Linked DNA regions of Homo sapiens: all the other regions are linked to region 4. A link is a loop called in an ENCODE intact Hi-C map of the cell type or tissue named here. Cell type or tissue: dorsolateral prefrontal cortex. All regions are shown on one strand. Links, peaks and the distances in the headings refer to the core of each region. The heading gives the core; the rest is flanking DNA. Region 1 overlaps NOTCH2 (notch receptor 2). Region 2 has its middle 26 kb from the start of ADAM30. Region 3 overlaps REG4 (regenerating family member 4). Region 4 overlaps PHGDH (phosphoglycerate dehydrogenase).

What was found. Hi-C counts contacts between places; a loop is a spot of excess contacts. Peaks named below come from ENCODE experiments on the same cell type or tissue, not always from the same donor. Only the 100,000 strongest peaks of a DNase experiment are listed, where the experiment ranks them.
Region 1: a loop joins it to region 4, with 2.5 times the contacts of the local background. A loop is called at or near these places in 5 of 110 quality-filtered maps.
Region 2: it touches region 4 in a loop (2.5-fold over the local background); 17 of 110 quality-filtered maps call a loop at or near these places.
Region 3: it touches region 4 in a loop (2.6-fold over the local background); 39 of 110 quality-filtered maps call a loop at or near these places.

The regions. Positions count from the first base shown.
Region 1 is chr1:119,965,520-119,971,527 of GRCh38, reverse strand. NOTCH2 (notch receptor 2) reads left to right here. Exons shown (of 34, transcript NM_024408.4): 6 at 1,784-2,017; 7 at 3,296-3,451; 8 at 3,907-4,095; 9 at 5,039-5,152; 10 at 5,962-6,008. Among named protein-coding and RNA genes, the nearest start is that of ADAM30, 72 kb to the right of the region's middle. In dorsolateral prefrontal cortex, for the core only: a CTCF peak has its summit at 3,338 (motif pointing right); a DNase peak (open chromatin) is centred at 3,337; H3K27ac peaks cover 560 bases.
Region 2 is chr1:119,867,986-119,873,993 of GRCh38, reverse strand. No RefSeq gene overlaps it. Among named protein-coding and RNA genes, the nearest start is that of ADAM30, 26 kb to the left of the region's middle. In dorsolateral prefrontal cortex, for the core only: CTCF peaks have their summits at 2,704 and 2,905 (motif pointing left); a DNase peak (open chromatin) is centred at 2,873; H3K4me3 peaks cover 577 bases.
Region 3 is chr1:119,799,881-119,805,888 of GRCh38, reverse strand. REG4 (regenerating family member 4) reads left to right here. Exons shown (of 6, transcript NM_032044.4): 3 at 2,724-2,821. Among named protein-coding and RNA genes, the nearest start is that of REG4, 8.6 kb to the left of the region's middle. In dorsolateral prefrontal cortex, for the core only: no CTCF peak of the experiment used is centred there; no DNase peak of the experiment used is centred there.
Region 4 is chr1:119,740,897-119,746,904 of GRCh38, reverse strand. PHGDH (phosphoglycerate dehydrogenase) reads right to left here. Exons shown (of 12, transcript NM_006623.4): 10 at 5,008-5,138; 11 at 3,861-4,098; 12 at 2,690-3,019. The coding sequence ends at 2,865. Among named protein-coding and RNA genes, the nearest start is that of HMGCS2, 25 kb to the left of the region's middle. In dorsolateral prefrontal cortex, for the core only: CTCF peaks have their summits at 2,448 and 2,655 (motif pointing left); DNase peaks (open chromatin) are centred at 2,624 and 4,434; H3K27ac peaks cover 3,045 bases.

The DNA of each region.
Region 1 (6,008 bases), core at 272-5,271, 230 kb before region 4:
TCTGATTCACCCATATCACTTTCTCTGCAGACCAGCCTCCTCATCTTTTTGGTCTATGTGGCAAAGTGGTCCTACTCCAATAATTTGGGAGAGATACAGTGATGTAGCTTGGATCAGATGCCCATCTTGGGTCAGTCAGCCATGGCCAGGAGGGTTTGATCATGTAAAGACATGGTTGCTCCTTCAAGAATTATATGGCTGGAGTTAGGAGAAGAGCATGGAAGGGTTATGCCGAGCACGGAGTTCCGGAGACATCCACATACCCATCCTGCCATCCTAGGCAGTTGGCTCTTGCTGGGAATACAAAAGAACCCCTCTAAACTGCAGCCAAGTAGTGGGAGACAGATGTGCAACCAAATAAGTGTGATAGAGTGATATTGGTTCTATAGTAATGGAGGTACATGTTAGATAGGAATAAAGAACAGGCAGTCAGTTAGGTTAAGTCAGACACAACTAGCATCCGCGAGTAATGATGGCTAACAGGCCTTCTACAGATACATGAGCCAGTCAAATTGCTAGGTATTCTGGGTCTAGAGATAGCCTTGGCATTTTCCAAGCACAAATATTGTGTTCTTTTTTTATTAGGAGGCCTCTTTATCAGAGTGCCTTTTAAAATTATTTGTTGAGTTTTATTTACAAAGGAAGAATGAAGGACACCTTGACATATTTTTATTTTCAACAACTTGTCATGTTTTAGAGAATTCGGATGATCTAAATTTTAGTTCCTTTGATAGCTCTCTAAACTGTTTTTAAAAGACCTCAAACAAAACCAATCACCACTTTATTTTATAGCTCATATGATCTGGCCCTATACTGTTTTTGTTAATCACAGATTCCTGGTTGTAAGTTGAAGACATTATCTTGTTCTTTGTTAAGGGATGTAGGAGCCTTTGCCTTAGTCTCCATTGTTGCTATAGTGGTGACCTGCAACCTAGCCAGATGTGGGCTCATGTTTAGCTTCCTTTAGTGTGATCTTTTTCAGGCAGTGCATACCAGTCCTTTTTCCATCTCCTAGTACATTGGGTGGACTTTCTTTGTCTTCTTCCACAAATCCCCATCCTTTAAGTATGGGTGCCTCAGGCTGAGCACAGCTTGCTCCAGTCTCATTATTCTTGGCCTTGCCCTTCACATCCATACTTCACCAGAGATTTTCAACATCTTTCATGTCTTCTCTGTACCCTATGTTGCTTGCCCTAACATTTTCAAAAATTAGACTTTTTATTTTCAGATACTTGTAGTTTTGTGCAGTTATAAGAATTAATATAGAAAGATTTCCTGTACCCTTTATCAAGGGTCTCCCAGTGGTAACATCATCTTATGGAACTGTTGCATAATATTACAACCAGTGTATTGACGTTGATACAGTCAAGATATAGAACAGTTACCCTAATGTTTGGCATATAGGTTCCTTCTCATTATTTTTTCTTACTCATTTTTATACTCTTCTCTCCTTGCTCTTCTTACTTATATGTTCATTGACCCAGGGATTAGTTAACTCGAGGGTCCTACAGGTTTTACCTTCTCTTTGATAAGTTGGCTAAACCCTAATGTTGTTAGAGTTTCTAACGGTAGTAACTATTCATCTTGAAACGATTTGCCTGGAAAAAATATCATTTAGATGGCTCAAATTGGCCTTAAAATTCATGTGAAGACCCAGCCTTCTGGAGCTCTGCTTGCCTTAATTTCAGACAGGTCACATGAAGATGAAGAGTGTGGGGGGCTGGTATGGTACTAGTCCTTTGAGACTCAAGAGCCCTAATCAAAAGTAATTTCCCCCTAAAAGGACAGTTCTGCACAGAGGATGTGGATGAATGCCTGCTGCAGCCCAATGCCTGTCAAAATGGGGGCACCTGTGCCAACCGCAATGGAGGCTATGGCTGTGTATGTGTCAACGGCTGGAGTGGAGATGACTGCAGTGAGAACATTGATGATTGTGCCTTCGCCTCCTGTACTCCAGGCTCCACCTGCATCGACCGTGTGGCCTCCTTCTCTTGCATGTGCCCAGAGGGGAAGGCAGGTAGGTAGCAGAAGGACGGATCTAGAAACAGGGAAGGGGCAGGGGGCATTCAGGACTCTGCCTTCTCTTTCATCCCAAACAGCATATTCTTTGAGTTACCATCTATGGGAACATATCACTCAGGACTGTTCCAGAAATGTAACCTGCTAGCCAAAGTGCTATGAAGATAATCTTCCTCTTTAGGACTTTAGGCTCTCTTCTCAACTCTACATACTTTAGTTTTTCATTCCAAAAAAGGAAAGTTAGTAACTATTGTCTTTGGAACATCTGCTGAAGTCCTTAAGATCTTAGACTGAAAAGCACCTCAGCTATTAAGATAAAATGGCTAATAAATGGATCCACAGGCTTCATTTTAAGAAGAAACCATCTATTTACTCAGAAGAAGTTGGCAGGAGAGAAACATTTAAGTGCCTTCTAACCCTCAATGTCTATGAAAATATTCCCCTCAGGGAAGATTTTTACATGCTACAAAGTTAACATTGCTCTAGCCTCTCAATTTAACAACTACTAGTTCTAGGAGAAGGAGAGCAATGTAAGGAGGAAGGTGATGGGAGAAGATAATTTAGCTGGGAGAACTTTCTGCCCAGCAGTTTTGAAATGTTCTTTCATGGAGGCCTTTCCAAAAGCTCTAGCTCCAGCTTTGTGGAAGAAGCTTTAGTTACCTCTTCTTAAGTTAATTGCAGACTGGAAAATCCAGTTCCCATGTGAACTATATAAAACAGGAAGCCTAGTAATATCTTCAGAGACCTGGGGCCACCTGAATCAGGAATGTTGATGCTATTAAAAGATTACTCTAGTAGAGGCTGATGGTGTTCAGGTGGCCCCATGATCATCAGGTAGCATAATATTGGGGAAGTAGGATTCCGGATAAAATATAGGATGTATGGAATATTTGAGACATACTAAAAATTACTTCTTGTTTATCTAAAATTCAACTGGACATCCTCTATTTTATTTGCTAAATCTGGCACACTATCTGGAAGATAGCTCCACTTTCCTGTCTCCGTCTTCTTATCTTCTGGCCTGTAGATGTCTCTGTCCTGGAGGAGAGGTCTAGCTGAGAGCTCAGGGTCAGAGTCTAGGGTTGCATCTAGGTGCTTTGCTGGTGGCCAAGCATGTCCCCAAGGTAGGGTCAGGCAAAGCAGAAGTTGCGTATAAATCTCCATGTTGGATTCTGAGGAACTGATCATGAGGTTTTCCCTCCTGGGTGAAAGAGAAAGCTCTTCCCCAAGTGAGAGACATTTTCTCTTAGTTGTCCTTTGCCCCACCCTGTGACAGGTCTCCTGTGTCATCTGGATGATGCATGCATCAGCAATCCTTGCCACAAGGGGGCACTGTGTGACACCAACCCCCTAAATGGGCAATATATTTGCACCTGCCCACAAGGCTACAAAGGGGCTGACTGCACAGAAGATGTGGATGAATGTGCCATGGGTGAGTAAGCAGAACTTTTTCTGTTCTGTGAAGTGTCTGTTGAGCTCAGCAAATGTTTAAACTGAAGCACATTTTACTGTAGAAGCAAATTACATACACCCAAACCTCAGATTACTCTTGCTACATGGCCAGTGTTTACAAGTGACCTTTCAGCATAGCCATAACCATATATTCCATTCTGGGGATTAACTGTATGAAACGTATGTACTTGATTCTTAATATAAAGCCCTACCTCAATGACAGTTTGGGCAGAAACTGCAATAGCAGAAATGCATAACAGTTGAGGATACTCCGCTTTTATTTCTTTTTAAATTAAGGAAAAAAAAATAGAAAATTGGGAATGATATTATTGAAGGCCTGGCCCTGATGCTATAACCATCAGATGCTCTTCTATTGTTCACATTTGTGGAAACTCAACTGCTTTGATCCCAGTAATTGGTACTTGTGTCTTTCAGCCAATAGCAATCCTTGTGAGCATGCAGGAAAATGTGTGAACACGGATGGCGCCTTCCACTGTGAGTGTCTGAAGGGTTATGCAGGACCTCGTTGTGAGATGGACATCAATGAGTGCCATTCAGACCCCTGCCAGAATGATGCTACCTGTCTGGATAAGATTGGAGGCTTCACATGTCTGTGCATGCCAGGTAAATGGGCCCATCAGCATGTTGGGTCTAGAGAGGAGGGACTGTTCTGAACTTCTCTTGGTAGAGCATTCAGTATACTATTGCAGTCTGATGAGCTCTGTCAGCATTTGATTTCCTTTGCTGACTGGGGACTAGAGGAAGTCAGGGTTCACAAGCAAACCTTCCTTACTCAAAGAGTAAGGCAGTGCTAGAATTCATCAAGCTATGTAGACCAAATTAAACAAGCCTGTTATATCAAAATCCACATGTAATAGAAAATTTCAAAAATGATTTACTGTAAGAATCCTTTAAATAGCAAGTTTTCCTGATACCTTCATGTAATTACAAATACCATACCATTCCATTTATATAAATAAATTTTATCCACAATTATATAGGAAGTTTCCATTTATCTAAAGTGCAGTACATGTTTAGTTGTATTCTGGAGCTCTTCTGCATAGACCATGTCTTTAATTTTGAGAGGATACAGCCAAATCCAGCTTGAAATGATGGCTAACATTGGCTGCTCTGCCTGATTAAGGCTGCCGGCCACTCCAGCCTTGAAAGGCACTGCTGACCTTGAACTGCACCCTGAAGGCAACAACAGCTCCAGCTCAGCTTGTCTTTAGGAACATAGAGTGGGGACATTTTGGGCCTTCCACAGTCCAGAAAGTATGGATTTATCACAGAAAATGTGGAGCAGTCCTTGTTTATATGCTAGGTCTTGCCAATGTCTTTTAATGTAATCCCTTCCCGCTTTTCACAGTGACATGGGTATTTCACAGTATGCCCTGTCCTGCTTGACACTTGGAGTGACTATTTCTCATCATGGCAGAGTTCCTTTTTTCTCTGCAGAAATGTGTGTACTCGCAAAGGATGTAGTTATCATTGCAAATTTGTGCTTCCTTGTCTGGAATACACCTTTCTCTCTCTTTAAGCCACTTGTGTGGTCTGTTTTGTTTAGGTTTCAAAGGTGTGCATTGTGAATTAGAAATAAATGAATGTCAGAGCAACCCTTGTGTGAACAATGGGCAGTGTGTGGATAAAGTCAATCGTTTCCAGTGCCTGTGTCCTCCTGGTAAGTGCCCACGACCTGGCCCTGTTTTCTCTTAAAGCACAAAGCCAACTGACCACAGGGAAGAGAGCAGGGAGAGAATGTGTGTGGGCTGTGCATGAGGAAATCATTAGAGTAAGTGCTTGGTGATAGGAGTGTGTGTGTACAGAAATAGAGAATTTGTTTTAGCTACTATATCTTACAAGTCCTTTGTGGCCAAAAGTCCAAGTCTATTCTTGAATGGCCCATGACCTCTTCGTCTGTGTATATATTTCAGAATGCTCATACCTCACAGAAGCCTTAGTTGTAGGCTATTCGGGATTTTATTTTTTTCCCATGGGTCATATTCTTGAAGGCCCTCTGTGAGACTGTTATTTTTAGACATTTCACCCATGAGTTCAGAAACAGACAACACATGCCAATTTTTCCAAGATTCTCTGTCTCTCCTTTTTTTTCCTCAAGCTATTTTTGAAGATATGCCAAATTGTCCTCCATAGATTGCATCTTACCCCATTGTATCTTCAGAGAGAAGGTTTCTGTTGCCTCTGAAGCTACAGTTACTTGTTTGAGGTTCCACCTATAAATTTCACTTCCTACATCCTTCATTTAGAAGTGAAGTCTGTCTGTGAAGAAGCAATGGTAGAGACACACCACAAGTGCCTCTGATTCCCTGAGTGTCACCTGGTTATTCCAGTTACCTGTTGGGGAGAATAATAAAGCATAGGCTTATTGACCCATTGGTATAAGCCCTGCTAGTAACCTAACATCATTCTCATGGTAAAGGGAGACACAAGATAATCCTTTGACTCATGTTACCACTGTCCCTTTTTGAGGTTTCACTGGGCCAGTTTGCCAGATTGATATTGATGACTGTTCCAGT
Region 2 (6,008 bases), core at 692-5,691, 130 kb before region 4:
AAAATCTCCATTCCCAGACACAAGGAGCTCATGCACCACCTCTGGCAAATGTACTTGTCAACTCATGCCAAACATTTTTACTGAACTGGGAGCACTGACAGCAATGGAAACCTCCCCCAGCTCTTGAGGCTCATCATGCTGTAAAAGAGAGCTGAGAGAAAGTGTGGTCAGTTTTCTTTGACTCATATCCACCTAACCTCCATTGTTCACTTCTGCTTCATGTCCCAGAGCACTATTCCAAGCCCACACTGAAATTACATTTCTGGATTAATAACAAGCACAAGAAAATAAATCACATCTGCCCCAGGCGTGAACCCAAAACCAAAAGCAGCCACAGAGAAGAATTTGTGAGCTGAGCTTAGGGTCAACTTTAATTCTGAAGGAAATGAACCTTTTTTTAAAAATCAAATAACAATCTATGTAGACAAAACATTTATCTACACTGCTCTAATTAGTTTTGGGGTCTTTAAAACCTCTTTCTTTCTCGTGTAGATATCTACCAGAGCAGAAATTCTGTGATAAGATGGCCTGAGGCCAAATACAGTTTAATAAAGTGCTTCATCTTTATCCAACCCTCAGGACTATTTTCATTTCCTAAAGGAACATCCAGGTATCCAGGCATATCTCTAGAACATCATCTCACTGGGGCTTATAAACCACCTGCCCTTTCTGTCAGGACATTTCCCTGTGCCATCAAGTTCAAGTAAAAGGCTGCAGTGCGGTCACTGCACCATTGCTGCCAGCTTCTATTTTTTATTTTGTTGTTGCTCTGTGTGTGTGTGTGTGTGTGTGTGTGTGTGTGTGCATAGGCATGCATGCAAGCATGCTTCCACATGTTTCCATCAGGAATGATCTTTCGGGAGAACATAAGAAGTGCATGTGGGAATCTCATGCTATGTCTTGCAGGCTCTGTCTCATCTCTGTTGTCCATTCTCTCCAAATTTTCTGGACTCTGTTGGAGATTACCAACCCTTGCTTCTGCCTTTAGACATCCTGTCTAAATGCCTCTAAGACACCTGGAACACTCTGACAACCCTGTCCTTAAGGAACTCTATCCTCTGGGCTCACAAAATACCTGCAGGTAACTGGGCTGTGCTGTGCTGTGCCAGTTTCCACACTCTCTGCTTTGAGAGGTCCCAGGAGTCAGGACAATCCTTTCCCCCCGGAAAGCACTTGGCACCACAGTCCCAGGCTTTAGAATACAAAGGGCTCCAGGCTCCTCTGAAGCACTGCTGTTGCTCTGGGACATTAGGTATGGCTTGTGGTTGCCAGCACCATCTCTGCACAGAGGGCCTCCTAGAGTCCTGGTGACATCGCTGGCCTGGCTGGGACCAGGGTTACCTCCTATCCTTTCCCTGTGTGTCATATGGACATAATAGTACCCACAGCTCAGTATGCTGTGCCGACTGAAATAACCCAAATGCACACTTAGCACAGTATGGTTCCTGGTAAAAGCTCTGCTAATATTAGTTATTAGGATATGTACTGACAAGAAATAATATTTTTTCTTTAATTGTGTAATGCAATATACAGAAGTTGAATAAAACATAGGTATAAATTCTTGCATATGTTAACATGCAAGCACTAGCTAGGACTAAATACTAGCTTCCCACATGCCCCTTCCTCACCACAGCACCCCTCATATCCTTAGCAATGACCATTACCTGATTTTCACGATGTTTGGTTCTTTATAATTTTCTGCTTCTCATGCCCGCCCTCCTGATGGGTCTAGGTTTTAACCTGTGATCATACACGTGTATTCTCTTATGCCTGGGTTTTTTTTTAACTAAATGTTGTGGATTTAACAGTCATCACTGATTCACCCACTTTCGTTGCTAGTGAAATATACCATAATCTGTTTATGCACATGCTTGATGATGGGCATCTGGGCTGTTTCCAGTTTGTGGCTGTTAGGCACAGTGTGGCTGTGGTCATTCATGTAATGGTGTCCGGGGGCATGGGAGCACCAATGCCTCTGGGTTACACACAAGGAATGGAATTCCAGGCCCTGTGTTTCACTAATCTAAGCCTTTTTGAGGTTAAGAAAAAATTGGGCTCTGCATAGCGGCACACACCTATAATCCTAGCTACTTAGGAGGCTAAGGTGGAAAGATTGCTTGAGCCCCGAAGTTCGAGGCTGCAGTGAGCTATGATCACATCATTGCATTCCAGCCTGGGAGACAGAGTGAGACCCTGACTCTGAAAAAAAAAAAAAAGAAAGAAAGAAAATGAAAGAGTCCCCATAATCAGCGGAAAGGAAAAGGGATAAGAAGCTGTTTTGTAGAAAGAAAGGCAGCTAGGGGATGCTTGACCACGGTAGGATGTGTGGGCACAGAGTAGGGTCGGGGGCATTCCAGAGAAAGGGTCTGCCCTTCTGCGGATGACAAGAGAACCACCTTGACAGTCAGCTCGCCCACCGCCCCCCGTGCCCCACCACTCTTCCGCATGTGTCTCTTTGGCCCTTTTCTCATCTGTCTCCACCTCCCCAGTCTTGCCATTCTCCTCCTATCTTGTTACTGCTTCTCCTCCACTCTCCCAATTGAATTGCCCCAAAGCACACAGCAGGAGGCCCCGGACTACTGGAAGGTTTGCTCAGTCTGAGAGAAATACGAGGGAATATTTTCCACCAACAGAAGAAGCATGAATGCGTCTTTCTCCGGTTAGGATCTGTTTTCGAGGAAATCAAATAAGATTGCTTCACCCGAGGCTCTGAGCCTCCACAGCCAACTCCCGAGGCCTGGGCAGTGCAGGCCTTAGGCCGCTCCCTGGAATGGTGTGACCAAAAGTCAGGAACCTCTGGATACGCAGGGCTAATATTTGCCACAATCTCCCAGGAACTGAAACCGGCAGGCATCTTGCTTCATTACAGAGTTCCAAGGGAAAGCACCATGGCGCACTCTTGTGGCCCCCGTGGGGACTGCAAGCAGAGCCCTAGGGGTCCTCCTGGCCCTAGAAGCAGTGCTAACCTGGAAGACCAACTTATTCTTTAAGTATAGTAGGCACCCGCGCGTGTTTTACTTTGTTTTAAAATCAGAGGAAAATAGAAGGAATCAGCAGGTGTAGCGCAAGTCCTTTGTCCTTGGTGATCCCTAGCAAGGAACTTCCCTCCTCCAGGGAAGGGGTCTTACCTGGAAGGCCCAGAGTAGAGTTCCTTCAGCTCTTGGAGTTCAGCCTCAGTTTATCTTTTCTCCTTTTCATGCTGGAGGATTTCGGAGCTCAGGGCAAGAGTTTTCTTGGAGGTCACAGTTGCTGCCCGTGTTAGGAGAGATGAGGAAGAATTCCATTATGCATTTTATAAATGGCCCAATTTTCTTCCAACCTACATGGATGAGCTGAAGTGAAATAATGGTTTAAGGAGGTCAAGTCACGAAAAAGGTCTCAGTGGGACATGGCAGCACTAGGGCAGCTCCTAAGTGAAAAACTCAGCGCCACCACCAGACAACTACTTCCTCAGTCCCATGGGCCTGGAGACTGTCGTGGGTGGGAGAAAAAGAGAGATACAGCCATGAGGGGAAGGTGCAGGATCCCAAGAGTGTGTGAGAAGAAAAAGAATAGTGAATAAAATGATTGAAAACAAAGGTGTTTTAAATTATGCTGGGAATGAGGAAGCTGTGATTACCTCCCTGTTGAAGTAGAGTCCCTTGAGATACCTCTCATCTGTCAGGAAGCCTCGTAAGACCCCACATCACCATAGAGCTGTTGACCACAAACAACAAGGTTCAGTATGCCAGAGCTCCAAGCCATTTGGCTTCCCTCTGAAAATCACATTATGCTGATTTATGAGGAGTGCTAATAAAATTAAGCTTATCACATACCATATATTGAGCAATTATGTACCAAGCTTATTAAGATCCATTGGAGTCCTAGCCTGTAATTGCTCAGTGGGTAAAAGTAAGTTTTCAGAGTGATGAATTATCTTTGAGTTACTGGTACAATATGAACTCACTTCTCAATGGGATAAATAGAGGCAGTATAAATAACTCTGTATAAAACTTTTAATAATAAGTATAAAAATCACCCACTTTCCAGATAAATATAAAAGATAATTCATTAAGAACAAAGAGTGCTGCTCAACTCCATTGTTCTTCAGAGAAACAAGAGTCTCTTTACGCCCTTCAATAAGCTGTACTTATCTTGACCTCTCAGTCCATGTAATAAAACAGAAAGCTTCAATTTGTAAGTTAAGATTACTGGAGTTCAAAACAGAGACCATAAAGTAGCAGTGAAAACTGGCATCATGCTTCTGGAGTTGGAAATGGGCACATACAAAAGAATATATGGTTTGGGAAGGAACTTCGGTAACATATTTAGTTTAATAGGGACCTAAAGGCCACGGAGTATTTGATCCATAAGCTAACCATGACCCTACACACTGATTATTCTGGTTTGACTTTGGCCAACAGTCACTATGTTTTTAAACTTTTATTTTAGGTTAAGGAGTATATGTGCATGTTTGTTATATAAACTCATATTCCATAGATTATTTCATTACCCAGGTACTAAACCTAGTACCCAATAGTTATTTTTTCTGCTCCTCTCCCTCCTCCCAACCTCCGCCCTCAGGTAAGCTCCAGTGTCTGTTGTTCCCCTCTTTGTGTCTGTGTGCTCACATTATTTTGCTCCCACTTATAAGTGACAACCTGCAGTATTGGTTTACTGTTCCTGAGTTGGTGTAGATAATGACCTCCAGCTCCATCCATGTTCCTGCAAAGGACATGACCTCTATTTTAAGAAAGGTCAGGGAATTGCATAAGAGAATATCCACATGAAATGGAGAAAACACAAAAGATCGGGTTGCAAATAAACCTTATGAGAATCATAAACCATACCTAGTTTCAAATTTTATTAATTGATATTATCATACTCAAGAAGAAAGCTAATTGTGAGACACACACAAATCACAAGTATGAGAGCACCACCATCATTCCCCAAAGAGCCTCCCTTCCATATTAGGAAATAATGTAGCCCAGATGTAATATAAGAGCTCTGTAAGTGATGTGCGAGATTGTAACTTACTTAAATATGGAGCCATTTTTGGTCATTTCCATTTGATAAAGCTGATAGTTGCATAGACTATGTGACAATTTCCAAGTAACAATGGCATGCAAATCTACAGATTCCAGGTCTCACTACCATGATTACCTATGTAGATCAGACACATCTTACTAAAAGCATTCCACATATAAGAAGGTTTCCAATAGTAAGGACCATTGGTGTATTTACCAGGCAGCCTGTCACTATCTGTTTACAATGAAAATTGACTGGGCTACCTTTTTTCTTTTCCCAGGCTATCCTTCAGTAAAGGGAGATCATAGCAGCTGAAAGAAACAGTTCTTTGTGTCTTTTCTCCAAATCATTTTGTGGAGATTTTAGCCAAATCAGCAGGAGTTCAATTTTCCTTGTCTAAGAAAAGGAACAATGATTCCTTCCAGCGTTGGCCATTAGTCAGTGCCAGATCTCAGAGAGTTAGTTCAGAGTATTATTCTTAGAAATAGCATGATAGCAATCCTATCTGGAATCATTACACACCTAAGAACACCCCTATGGTGTGCAATAATCTGTCTCTAAGGCTTTTTATTATATCCTGGACACATATCCTTTTCCCAGTGGTGAAACCAGTTTACAGGTACTGTTTAACCTGGGATGGGGCCAAGCAGAAGCCTGACCAAGCTTGGAATTGAGCTGCATACAAAGTTGGCTTCCATAAGGCTACATGATGTGAAGTTAAATTCCATCCTGAAATACTATTAGGAATACACATTCCAAATTTAAATGTATAGATATGGTATCTTTGGGATGGGTATCAAAGTTCTACGCCTGTAATCCCAGCACTTTGGGAGGCCAAGGTGGGCAGATCACGAGGTCAGGAGATAGAGACCATCCTTGCTAACATGGTGAAACCCCGTCTCTACTAAAACTACCAAAAATTAGCCGGGCGTGGTGGCAGGCGCCTGTAGTTCCAGCTACCAGGGAGGCTAAGGCAGGAGAATGGCATGAACCTGGGAGGT
Region 3 (6,008 bases), core at 287-5,286, 59 kb before region 4:
ACCAAGGAGCTCACGGCCACAGCCGCAACTTGCAGAGTGTGGGGCAGAGGGGAGGGGAGAGAGATGAAGTGAGGAAGGAGGAGGGGGAGAAAAAGAATGAGAGTCAGGGAACAGACAGTCATAGGCAAGGAGGAACACACATAGGCACAGAGAGAAAAGAGAGAGTACAAAGACAGGGAGAGAACGGAGAGATACATAGAAAGTCAAAGACAGAGATGCACAAACAGAGAGATGGTAAGACAGAGAGCAGCACTCAGAGAAACACAAAGAGAGACAGAGAAAGGGGAGAAAGAGAAGAGAGAGAGTCATGATTGTCTGGGCTCCGGCGTGGTCTTCCAAGTCCTCTGCGTGTGTCCCTCGGCCCTCTGCTTTCATGGCTTGGATCCAGGGGAAACAAAGACCGTGGTGGTAGAGGGTCTGTCCTAACATGTTTGCTCACGGAAGGCCAAGGACAGTTGCTTCAGAGTGCACAAGACCAAACCAGGAGCACCAGGTGTGATGCCAGGGGTCTTTGTCCTCGGGCCAAAGGTCAGAAATTTGGGTTCCTCTTTGCCACCTCTTTCAGAACAGTCTCACTGGTATTACATTGGAAGGCATGTTTTCGCAGCTGTCCCTTTCTGAAATTTAAGCCCATGTCATTATCTGCCCTCTGGTAATCAATGGCCAGCCTTCTCTTAAGAAGATCAATTTTTACGTAAAGTGCAAGGATTTCTTTTCCTCCTGAGAAAATAATCAAGGCAGCCCAATTAATTATTTCTGTTGCTAAGTTTTGAATTTCTCGTTTTTATAAAGGTTGGGAGGGTTGGTGGCAGTAACATAGATTTTTAAATCATAGAGAACTGGATCTGCAAAGCAGCTTTTCCATCTTACTGTGTGACCGTGGGCAGATGACCATCCTGAGCCTGTTTCCTCACCTCCTCAAGCAATTATGATAAAAATGCCATATGGATAAAACACCTAACATGGTGCCTGGCATCAAGAAAGCACCTTGCAGGGTGAGGGGCAGAAAGGGGAGGGGAGAGAGATAGAAAAGTGAGGAAGGAGGAGGGGGAGAAAAAAGAATGAGAGCAGAAAACAGTCACAGACAAGGAGGGACACACAGAAACACAGAGACAAAAGAGACCGAGATGTAGACAGAGTGCAAAGACAGGTAGAGAACAGAGAGATGATAGAAAGTCAAGCACCTTATTTACAAAAGCTAGTGACAGTGGTACTAGTAGTAACGGCAATGGCATAAAGGCTGTGTTTTATTTATCATAAAATTATGTTCATGTTTATGAATGTAGTAGAAGATGAAGCATTTAAATACATGAATATCTTTGCTGTTTGTTTGTAGTATATTTGACATACTCACTGAAACATTTCCTGCCTTGCCGTAGTTAGGTTGGTCATTATTCATTATTCATAGGTACAAGGAATAGCACATACAAAGGATCTAAAGCTACACTGAGCATTCGTGTTCCAAGACGGAGCTGGGACTATGGCATAGAAGGATGTGGCTGGATAGGGGCATACAACCAGGTTATAAAATCTCTTACATGCTAGACGAGCAGAGAGCTCATCTGAAAGCAATGGGGAGCCCTGGGAGATGCATAGGCAGGGGCTGAAATAAAACAGAAGAGTGGGGCAAACAAGCGACAGTAGTATCATTTGAATGAGGAGAGAGAAAATGCTGTTATGACAGCTGCAGTCTGTGGACCTCCCTTATGGAAGGAAACACTTTTCACCCACCATGGTGTCAGAAGGTAGCCACATAGTCACAAAGCCTACACTTGCTAGCTTGACATCCCCTTGATCACCTGATGCCTCTGTACATCCAGCCATCTCCCCCTCTTTATAAACCTTCAGATTCAGTGACATGGCACATTCACCAATGGACTAGCAGGAAAAGCATGTGCCTCCCTGAATCATGGATTCCTTTGCTTCTAGGCCCTGGCTCTTTCCTATTTCTGCCATGGTTGCCTGACAGACACCCTGTACTTAAGGCAGACTTAAGTGCTTGCTGTTTCTATCCTTCCCCACACATTCCTGCCTCCTTTGCCTAAAATGTTCCCTCCCCCAGTACTGACACATAGCCCACCTATGCTCAAGTTCCAGTCAAGTTGCCATGTAACCCTTCCCTTGTCTCCCAAGCCAAAGTGACTCCTCCCTCCTTGGAATGCTCCAAACTACCAATTTGTGTCCCTCATCCACTCTTGTGATGCCTTAAATTATAGTTATTTGACCTTCACTGCTAATACAAGATTCTGCCAGCTGCTGAGAATCTATTCCAATTATGAGTGTCTATCTAGTCCAATTATGTATGTATGTATATTCCAATTATGCATTCCAGAACTGGGGAGATAACCACAGCATGGGTTCAGGGGACCCACTGGACTCACTGGACCCACTGTGAGGCAGATCAAGCTAAAACTCCATTGATCACCTGACTTCCATAACCCCTACTCTGACTGGTGGACCGCAGTGACGTTTTCTTGGAATTAATGTCTGTTCAGAGGCAGTGTCCAGTAATCGCAGAAACACAGTCACACTGGTAAAAGGCCATAGGTCCCTTTGGGAAAAGCCAGAAGAAGGGTAAGCTGTATACATTTTTGGCAGTGTAGCAGGACCCTTCATGAAGGGACTCTCTTCATTCAAGGGGTTCCTGATTGCAAACTGTATCAAGTCTGGGAATTGATTGTTTTTGCTATCATAATGTGCAATTGCCTTTTGTTTATGTGCAGATATCATCATGAGACCCAGCTGTGCTCCTGGATGGTTTTACCACAAGTCCAATTGCTATGGTTACTTCAGGAAGCTGAGGAACTGGTCTGATGCCGAGGTAAGAAACTTGCTGCCTGCTTGGCCTGGCCTTTCTAGAGCAAAGGACCAGCCAGAGCCCCAGATCTCATTTGATTCAGGATCAAGTGTCCTTCCTGGGCACTATGAAGAGAAGCCCCTTTGGCTGGTGAAATGGAGAGAAGAGGGTTGTGTGTTCAACTCATTCAATTCTGTAAGCATTGCTGAAGCAGGTGCTGTATGCCAGACCCTAGATGGGCTACAAGCACATACGGATACATAGGAAAGAGCCCCTACCCTCAGCAAGCTCACTGTCAGTAAAGGAGACAGAAATACATCAATCAAAGGAGGAAGAGAAGATGAGGAATTCACAGAAAGGATAATGGAGTTTCTGTACAAGATTTACCAGAAAGAGAGTGGTGTGTAGACATGCCTGGAGCAGACACCTTGGAGCCGCTGACAGAAGGTGAAGCAGTCCAAGAAAATGTGGAAACTTTTCCGCTGCTCTACACAGTCCACAAACCTGTCCATTTTATTTCGTTGAAGCTTTGTCTGAGAGATAACCAAATAGACAGTCAAAGTAAGTTATCTCAGCCACATATGGGGAGTGGATGCTGCTGAATTGTGATTAATTGGGGGAGCCATATAGGTACATTTGGCATGATCTGGGCCTATGCGGTCTTACAATCCCTGTATAAAACTAGACAATGAAAAACAGAAAACAAAACAAACAAACAAAAAAACAAGAACGAAGCACCTACCACATGCCAGCTACTGAGGCTATGAAGGTATTCTCCCGCCTTAGAAAGCCCAGGATTAATGCAGGATTGCGACATTTAAACAGAACATTTCCATACAGCATGAGTATAAATGACTTTCCCAAGTTTACACTGAGAGTAACTGACACAGCAACCCCAGCAAAGTCTGAGCTGAGTCCTGAATAATTGTATAAAAAGGGGAGAGAAACAGAGTGAAGAAAGGGTTTCCCAGACTCTGTCCCAGGAAAGAAAATGAGCTCGTGGAGAGGAATAGACTTTCTCTATGAAAACAGAGGGAACAAAGAGGAAGATGTCTGGGAACCGAGGAGTAATAGAGACCTGAGTTTACATCACTACTCTGCCACTCCCTAGGTACCTCCCTTTACCTGTTTCCCTACTGGAAAGTGGGATAATACTTTTTACCTCATGGACTTGTCAGGAGGATTCATTAAAACGACTCGCATAAAGCCTATGCCACATGGTAGATGCCAATTCAGGGTCTCAAGAAAGAACAGCCCACAGGATTGACACTGAACCTTAACAAAGTTAACAGGACCAAGGTGCAGAGAGGGTGCTAGGACAGCGAAGCCAAAGAGGACCCCTCAAACCCAACAAGAGCTGTGCGGCTCCCTGATTCCTCGCCAGTGTTGCTACCGCCCTTGGCTCTTCTTGCATGGCTGGCTCTTGAGACCCCTGGAAGCTGATGGAGGCAACGTGAGAAGCACATGGACATCCGACCTTGAGCTTGAGAGGCAGAGGCCTGAGTTCTAGTTACAGCCCCAGCAGTACCAGTTGTGTGGACTGGGAGGGAGGCTATCACGTACATACTTCAAGCCTCCAAACCTGTTTCCCCTTCTGACACAGGATCTTCTGTGGCTGGTATAGAGTGGGCACTCAATAAATGCTGTCTGGTCGTCTGGCTGGCATGCCTCATGGGCCTGAGAATTGAATAGAATTACAGTGATAGAAGCATGCTGGTATTGTAAGTGGTTTGTAAGTGTGAGGACTAAATTATTATTAAATAGTAATCACATCTAATCTTGGATAAATTAGTAAAAGCAAGAATGGGAGCAGTAAAAACCTAAGCAACCCGAACTAAAATTTTATTGAATTAATTCAATTTCTTGTCATGTAACACAACCCCAGAAGAGAATAAAATAAAGTTTATATACATACACCCATATATATAAACATTTGCCGTGTTTAATTGAACAATAGGTTTCTGGTTACAGAATAAGAATTTATCATGTCATGTGTTTCATACAATCCTTAAAACAGTGAGTGATTACCATTTATTTGCCCACAAGAAAAATTCAGATTGCATGGCCTTGGATATGAAAGAAGACAGCACTTTTGCAAAGGAAGAAGGAAAAATTGGGGATCGATATGCAGACATACAGAAGTAAAACAGATTTGGGATTAGAGCTGAAAGTTTTAAAAGTTGCAACAAAGCAGATAGTTACATATCTGCCTCTAGTGCCCAGGAAACCCCCAAAATCCAACCAGATTTGGAGGCATGGTTACTGTTGAGGAAAGACAAAGGGGTGGGCATATTCACCTCCAATCAGCAGGAATTCTACACCAGCACGGGGAGCAGTCTCCTCTCCTCTGGAGGATCACCTCACATGTTTAGGCAATTGATCCATGCCCATTCACTAGCAAGTCAAAATAAGTTACAGACCACTGTTTACAATTTACAGTGTGTTATTCTTATGTAATATAGGGTAATAATAATTAAAATAAACACAATATAGGCTTAGGAATTAGGGAGAGCTGGGCTCTCTTCCTGTGTCCAGTTGCCCATTCCTGATCCTCTCTCTCCCCATCCATAAACTAAAGGTGGGCCCCACCTACTTAGGCTGCTGTTAGGACCGAATGTGAGGTGCCCAGTGTGTTGGAGGTGTCCCGCAAAGAGCACTGCCATAATGCCTGTTCTCTGATGCACATTGTGTTCACATACTGACACCTCTAAAATCAGGAGTGTGCTACAAACACACTGTGTCACTGTGTATCATAGATTCATTGACAGTGATTTTATTTTCTTTCTTCGTGGGACACAAAATAATGGCACATTTTACAATCAGCAGTTTCTTAGATCTGTTGAAATGCAGTACTATAATACAATAGGCCTCATGACAGGTCCTAGGTAGCAGTAATTATTTTACAGATGAAGAAACTGAGCCTCAGAGAGGTGAAGTGACTTGTCAAGGTCACATAAACCACTGAGAGGCAAGACCAGGACCCCGGGCACGTCCTCAGACCCTAAATCTCTTGCCCTGGCCTTGTACTGCCTCTTTCTCTGAGACCGAACGCTGCAGCAGTTGTGTTTTTTCCCAGGGTGGCAGGAAGCCTTCTGTGGGGCTTAGAGCACGATGTGTGGAGGAAGTGGGGGCTGCGTGAGTCCCTCCTTCTTGGCACGCTAGCGTTCTGAGGGGAGGGCTGTGCTTTAAACATGCAGGCATAATTAACAGG
Region 4 (6,008 bases), core at 657-5,656:
GCTCAGTCAACATTTTCACCCTAAAGTCTACAGATACCATACAAATAAAGACTTTCCCTGTGGGCAAAAATTCACACAGGGTGACCTAGGGCAGGAGAGAGGACGGCAGATTGGGCAAGTGTTGGGCTATGATACACTCATTCAAACGGGAATACTCAACATGTGATGTTAAAACTGATGCAAAAGATGGCCCCGCCACTGACCATGAGACAAGCCCAAGCTCTAGGGGGACACACTGATCACAACTTCAGGAGTCAGCACATTGAGGCAGATTCTGTGCGTGGCCCAGCTTTTGCCCTGCCTCCACCCTGAGCTCACAGCCAGCCTTCTGCTGTGTGTGCACAAGAATGAACTTCTACTCTAAAGGGGCAGTGAAGAGATGCCACATGCCACAAAGAACATGAGGGAGTCCATGGCACCCTCCCTGTAGCCCTAGCTGGATTTTTCAAAAATTTCATTGTATATATTTGAGGGATAGAACATGACGTTGTAAGATATATATATGTAGTAAAATGGTTACTGTAACGGAACAAATTAACATATTCATTATTTTACAAAGTTACCCATCCCCCGCCACCATGGCAAGAGCAGCTGCAATCTACTAATTTAGGAAAAATCCTCAGTACAATACACTGTTATTAACTATAGTCCTCAGGTTGTACATCAGATCTTTTGACTTACTCACCCTATGTATTTTCTACTTTACATTCTTTGACCTGTATCTCCCTAGACACCCCCCTCAACTACTTTTCTAGTTCCTATGTCAATATATTTGACCTCTTTTTTGGGGGGGGATTCCACATATAAATGAGTAAGTGCAATAATTTTCTTTTTGTGTCTGGCCTATTTACTTAGTCATCAGGGAAATGCAAATCAAAACCACGGTGAGATACCACCTCACACCTGTTAAGATGGCTATTACCAAAAAGACAAGAGATAGCAAGTGTTGGTAAAGATGTGGAGAAAAGGAGAAACTTTCTAGACTGTTGATGGGAATGTAAATTGATGCAGCTATTATGAAAAATATTACAGAGTTTCCTAAAGAAACCAGCTGAATTTTACAACGAATCCTGCCCTTTAAGTTTGGGAGAGGTCATGTGGACAGCCATGGGAGACGTGATACGATAAGATCGTCCCATGCCCTCTTTCATGACCCAGTCTAGGAAGATATTTTGAGATGCTCAAGTAATCTGCGTTTCTAGTACTGTTCCGAAGACCTTAGTGCACAGAACATGATTTGTTTAGGGGCTTATGAGGAAGGAGGCTGAGAGGCTAAACATTGAGCTCAATTTTTAACTGAATTTTTAACTTCATAAATTTCAGCCTGTTTTTCTATCCATCAGTGCACTCAAGTGACCTCAGTGGATGCCATGTGAGGCACAGGTATATTTCCAGTTGGAGAGAATGGGTTGTCTGATGTCAGGACACCCAGTGTCTAGATCTGGCTGAACATAATTGCAATGAGGTCATGTTGAGAACTATTTGGTTCATGGGGTTGGTTCTATGTAAAGAATTGAGACCTGCCTGTCTGCTCTCAGACTAACATAGGATGAAGAAACCAACATTCACCAAGTGCTCCTGGCACTTCCCGTAAGTCACTGTTTAATCCAGTAAATTCTCATTGCAGTTCTGTGAGAGGCACCATTAGCCCTCCCACAGATGAGGAAACAAAGGTCTAGGATAATTAAACACTGAGTTCCCAGTCAGACAGCTGTCCAGAGTTGACCATGACATTCACAACCAGGCCCATTCCCTTCAAGGTGAGCTACAGCAAGGCCAACCCCTCTGAGTTCACTGCAGACACTAACACAGCCCTTACTGCTGGAGTTCTTATTGATGCTTAGCTCCATCACAAAACTAAGGAGGCCAGAGTGCTGGACTCGCCCCTGCCAGTGCCAAGCAGCTGCCCTGTGTCAAGCCTTCTTAGCCAGGCCAGGAATCTCAGAAACAGACACTACTGGGCACACAGTAAGAATGGATCATCCCTTATTAATGGGGAAAAAAATTCCCTGAAGTGAATCTTTTGGGTAGAGTGCCGTTCAGCTGTATTTTGCATGAAAATCATCTTTCAAAAAAAAGTGACATGTTCACCAACCCACACTGACCTTGCTTTGTGAACTTGCCAAATAGTCTCATACCCCCATAATTTTACACTTTCTTTCCCTTATGAAATCCTTCTAAACATCTCCTGAGACACCAATATCCTCAGCTCAAATTACTTCCTCCTTTGGACTCTAGAGAATTTCCTATACACCTCTGTTGTAGCATCACTCACTGCTTCCAGTCACCTCTGCATGCTCTGTCCCTCCCACCAGACTTCTATGGAAAAAGGGTCAGGTTTGAATTCTCCTCTTAAAGTAAAGCACCTAGCCCAGTGCCTGGTACATAATGCTGGGCTTGTGTGTTGAATCTTACTTATTAACGTGCATGTATATTCCCAGATGGAAGGGGTCTGAAATACCGTAGCACTGTGAAATACATTGAGCTTTGCTCCTGTAAAAGTGCCTCTGAGTAACCTTCGGCAGACAAGAGAGGGATCACCTTCAAAGAACTCAACCAAGCCATTTGCTCATCCCCATCTTCCCCCACACCCGCTCCGCTCCCGCAGTCTAAACCAAACCCTACGTCTGCCTTTGGACGCCCTCTGGTGGCGCTTTAGGATAATGACCACACAAAAGTGCAGAAGGAGTTGGGGGTAGGCTCTTTATTAGACGGTTATTGCTGTACTACAGGGTCAGAGTGCAGTGTAAGCAGTGTCAGAGGCCCGCGTTCAGCCCAAGAATGTGGATTTTCTCTCCCTATTGATCACAGTGGGTGGGTTTCTTCAGAAAAGCCCCAGAGGCAGGGACCAGTGAGCTCCAAGGTTAGAAGTGGAACTGGAAGGCTTCAGTCACATGCTGCTTCCACGCTTCCAGGCTGGGCAGCAAGGAGGAGATGCCCATGACGTGCCAGGTCTCCCCATCTGACACCAGTGAAGTCTGGTAGGACAGCAGCCGCACGCCTGCCTCTGCCAGGAGGCCTGGAAATAGAAGAAACTCCTGGTTGGCACAGGGGATAGGGGAAAAAGGAGCGAGGGATTGGGAGCAGAATCAGAAGTTCAAAGCTTTTGTGATCAAAGGTGCAATGAGCGGATGATGGTCTCAGAATCAAAGAGCTGAGATGGGAGAGCAACAGGGCATCTGCTCAGCTTCCATGGATATTCCTGACTCTCTGGGAACACCATGACCATCAGCTGTAGCTCTTGACTTTCTGATTGCCAGTTTTATCCAGCCAACAGCAAGGGAGAAAAGCAGGGAAGTTCCCTTGGGCAGCCAGAAAGAATGGTGAAATTAGGCCCTTCAGGGTTTGAAGGCACACCCTCCGCCAAACATGGACGTGTGCCAAAACCCCTAGCAGCCCAAGCCCCAGCTGACTGGGGCAGGTCCAAGACGCCTACCATGGCTGGAGGCTTTGTAGGTTTTGCTGCAGCTGGGCTGGCCACCAGGGACAGCCACAGGGCCAGCAGGTAGGAGTAAGAAACCTGCACTCAATGTCCCTGAGCTCCTGGGCTATGGCTCCACAAGCTGGTCCAGTGTACCTAACATGGCAAGCTGAGGATCCACAGCTGGGCAGGAATAGAGGCTATGGCCCCACCCCTGCCATGCTGCTCTGTGACCCTGGATAAGGCACTTTCCCTCTTTGAACTGAGTATCCACTCCCTGAAGGTTCTGAAAACTGGCATCAGACCCTCTGTATGGTGCAGATCCAGAGACACCCTGGGACATGAAGAGGGGCTAAAGGAAGGTGGGTAGAGTTCAATTCCAGGGCAGACCCCACCCCAGCCTCAAGGACACCAGCCAGCCCTACAGGGCCCTCCTCACCAATCATGGTAGGCAGCATTGCAGGGTCAGAGGTCTGAGTCCGGAATAGGAGCAGGGGCAGGTCCCTGCGGAGAGGCACTTCTGGCCTGAAGACAGCTCCATTGAGCCCCTGCAGTACAGGCGTAGTGCCTTGGACCAAGCCCACAGCCTGGTAAGGGGCGCCTGCCAGGGCCACGGCCAGGAGGCATTCCCCGAAGCCTTGCTCCCCTGGTGCAGCAGGGCTGTGGGAGGTGGTGACCTGTGTGGAGAAGGCAAGGTGACTGTTACACCTCCTGGCTGCACCACGTCCACCCTCCTCTCTTGGCCAAATCACCCATTGGTAGGATGTAGGGCTCCAGCCTGGATAATGTGCTCAGTAATTCAGGACCAGAAGGGAGAGGGCAAATGGGCCAAGCTGTGTGCCCTTCGGCATCAGCTTCCTGGAACAGCCAATGATCTCCTTAAAGGGAGGGCAAAGAGATCTGCCAGGCACAGGCGAAGGCTTGGAGGAAAACAGGGAGGAAAGAAAAGCAGGGAGGCAGGGCTGTGAGGAGACTCCACTCTGGCCCCTCCTGCTCTGACACAGCCTCCTGCACGGCATCAGTGGCATGACTGGCATGCAGGAGTGGAGGGGAGCAGAGGGGTGAGGACATGGCAGCTCTACTGCCTATCCCTTCTGCCAGCTCCCACTGGCTGAGCAACAGGCTTTGAAACAGACTTTGATCTAAACAGGGAACCAGAGGGGAAGGCGCCAACGGGAAGCCGTGCAAGGCAGCAGGGCTCCTAGAGCTTGCAAGTGAATCAAGAACCCGGGTGCTACGGCATGAGGAGCCCTGAGGGGAGTTAGGCAGAGTCAAACATGGCCTGGCAGCCATGTCGGGCAGAGTCAAACACACTAGCTCGTCATTTTCTTTGGCTGTGAAATGGGGACACTTCTACTGCCTCCATTCCCACAGCACTCATACACAAAGCAGTGCCATTAGCAACACTCGGGGCCAGGCAGTATCTTCATTTTGCAGTTGAAGAAACTGCAGCTACCCCTCACAGGTAGACAGGCCGATGCAAGGCTGGGACCTAGGCCTCCGCTCAGAGAACGGGCTCTGGAAATGTGGGGGAGAAGACTAGTGCTGACAGGGATGGGGAGGCAGCGTGGGGGAGAGGGGCGCACATTGAGGCCAGCCTCTTTCACCAGCAGCTTAGCGTTCACCAAGTTCACATCCGCCTGCTTGGAAGCCTCTTTCAGGAGGCCGACAATGACTGCGGGGCTTAGGCAGTTCCCAGCATTCTTCAGGGATGTTCCTGGGGACAGAGAGAAGCTACCATGAGGTCACTGTTTGTTGAGCACTACAGGAGGGGGCAGGAAGCCACTGGCACCTAGCTCTGGACTATGGGCTCCTCGCTGCCCTGGGGACCCCAAAGGCAGCTTGCTCCAGGCAGGTCCACTCGCCCTTCAGTGGGCTCAGAAGAGGCATAATCTGGGCCCAAGCCAGGAAACCCAGGATGTTTTAACCACCCTGAGAAACTCCTCTCCAAAACTCAGCTCAACTCCACTCCGCTCCCCAACCCTGCACCTGGCTTGGCCATCCTGGCCTACCTATTATTCTCCCAGGGGACACAGGAAAATTCCCTACTCTTACCCCTTCCTGGCACTCAGAGCCTTGCCAGCCTCAGGAAATCAAAGCAGAAAGAAGTAACCGAAGCAACTGCTGCCCAGCTCCCTGCCTTGTTTCCTTCGGCGCTTGGACACCCAGGCCAGTGGGACCCCCTGGCTCTGCCCTTCCCTGGTATTGTCAATGCCTAGGGTTTAGCTGCCCTCTCCCTGCAATCTCTGCCCAACTGTGAGACACCCAAGAGTCCATGGGGAAAGATACACGTCTACAGGGTTAAGGAAACTGGAGCCCTCCTTGGTCACTCAACCACATCCGCACAGTACTGGATCCACTGCAAAGGTGGCCACAGCCCACTCAGCAGCCCGAGGGGTGGTCAGAGGGCACTGTTCTCATTCCCACTCCACGGCTGAGCAAACTCTCTCTCGAGGGCTGTCAGACGGCCCAAGGTACCACCTTAGTAAGTTACAGAGCACAAAGTGTCCTCACCGCTCCTGGCTCATCTGCCCCTAACTCTCACTTTACAAGTGAAGAATCCAAGCCTCAGAAGGGAGAGTCACAC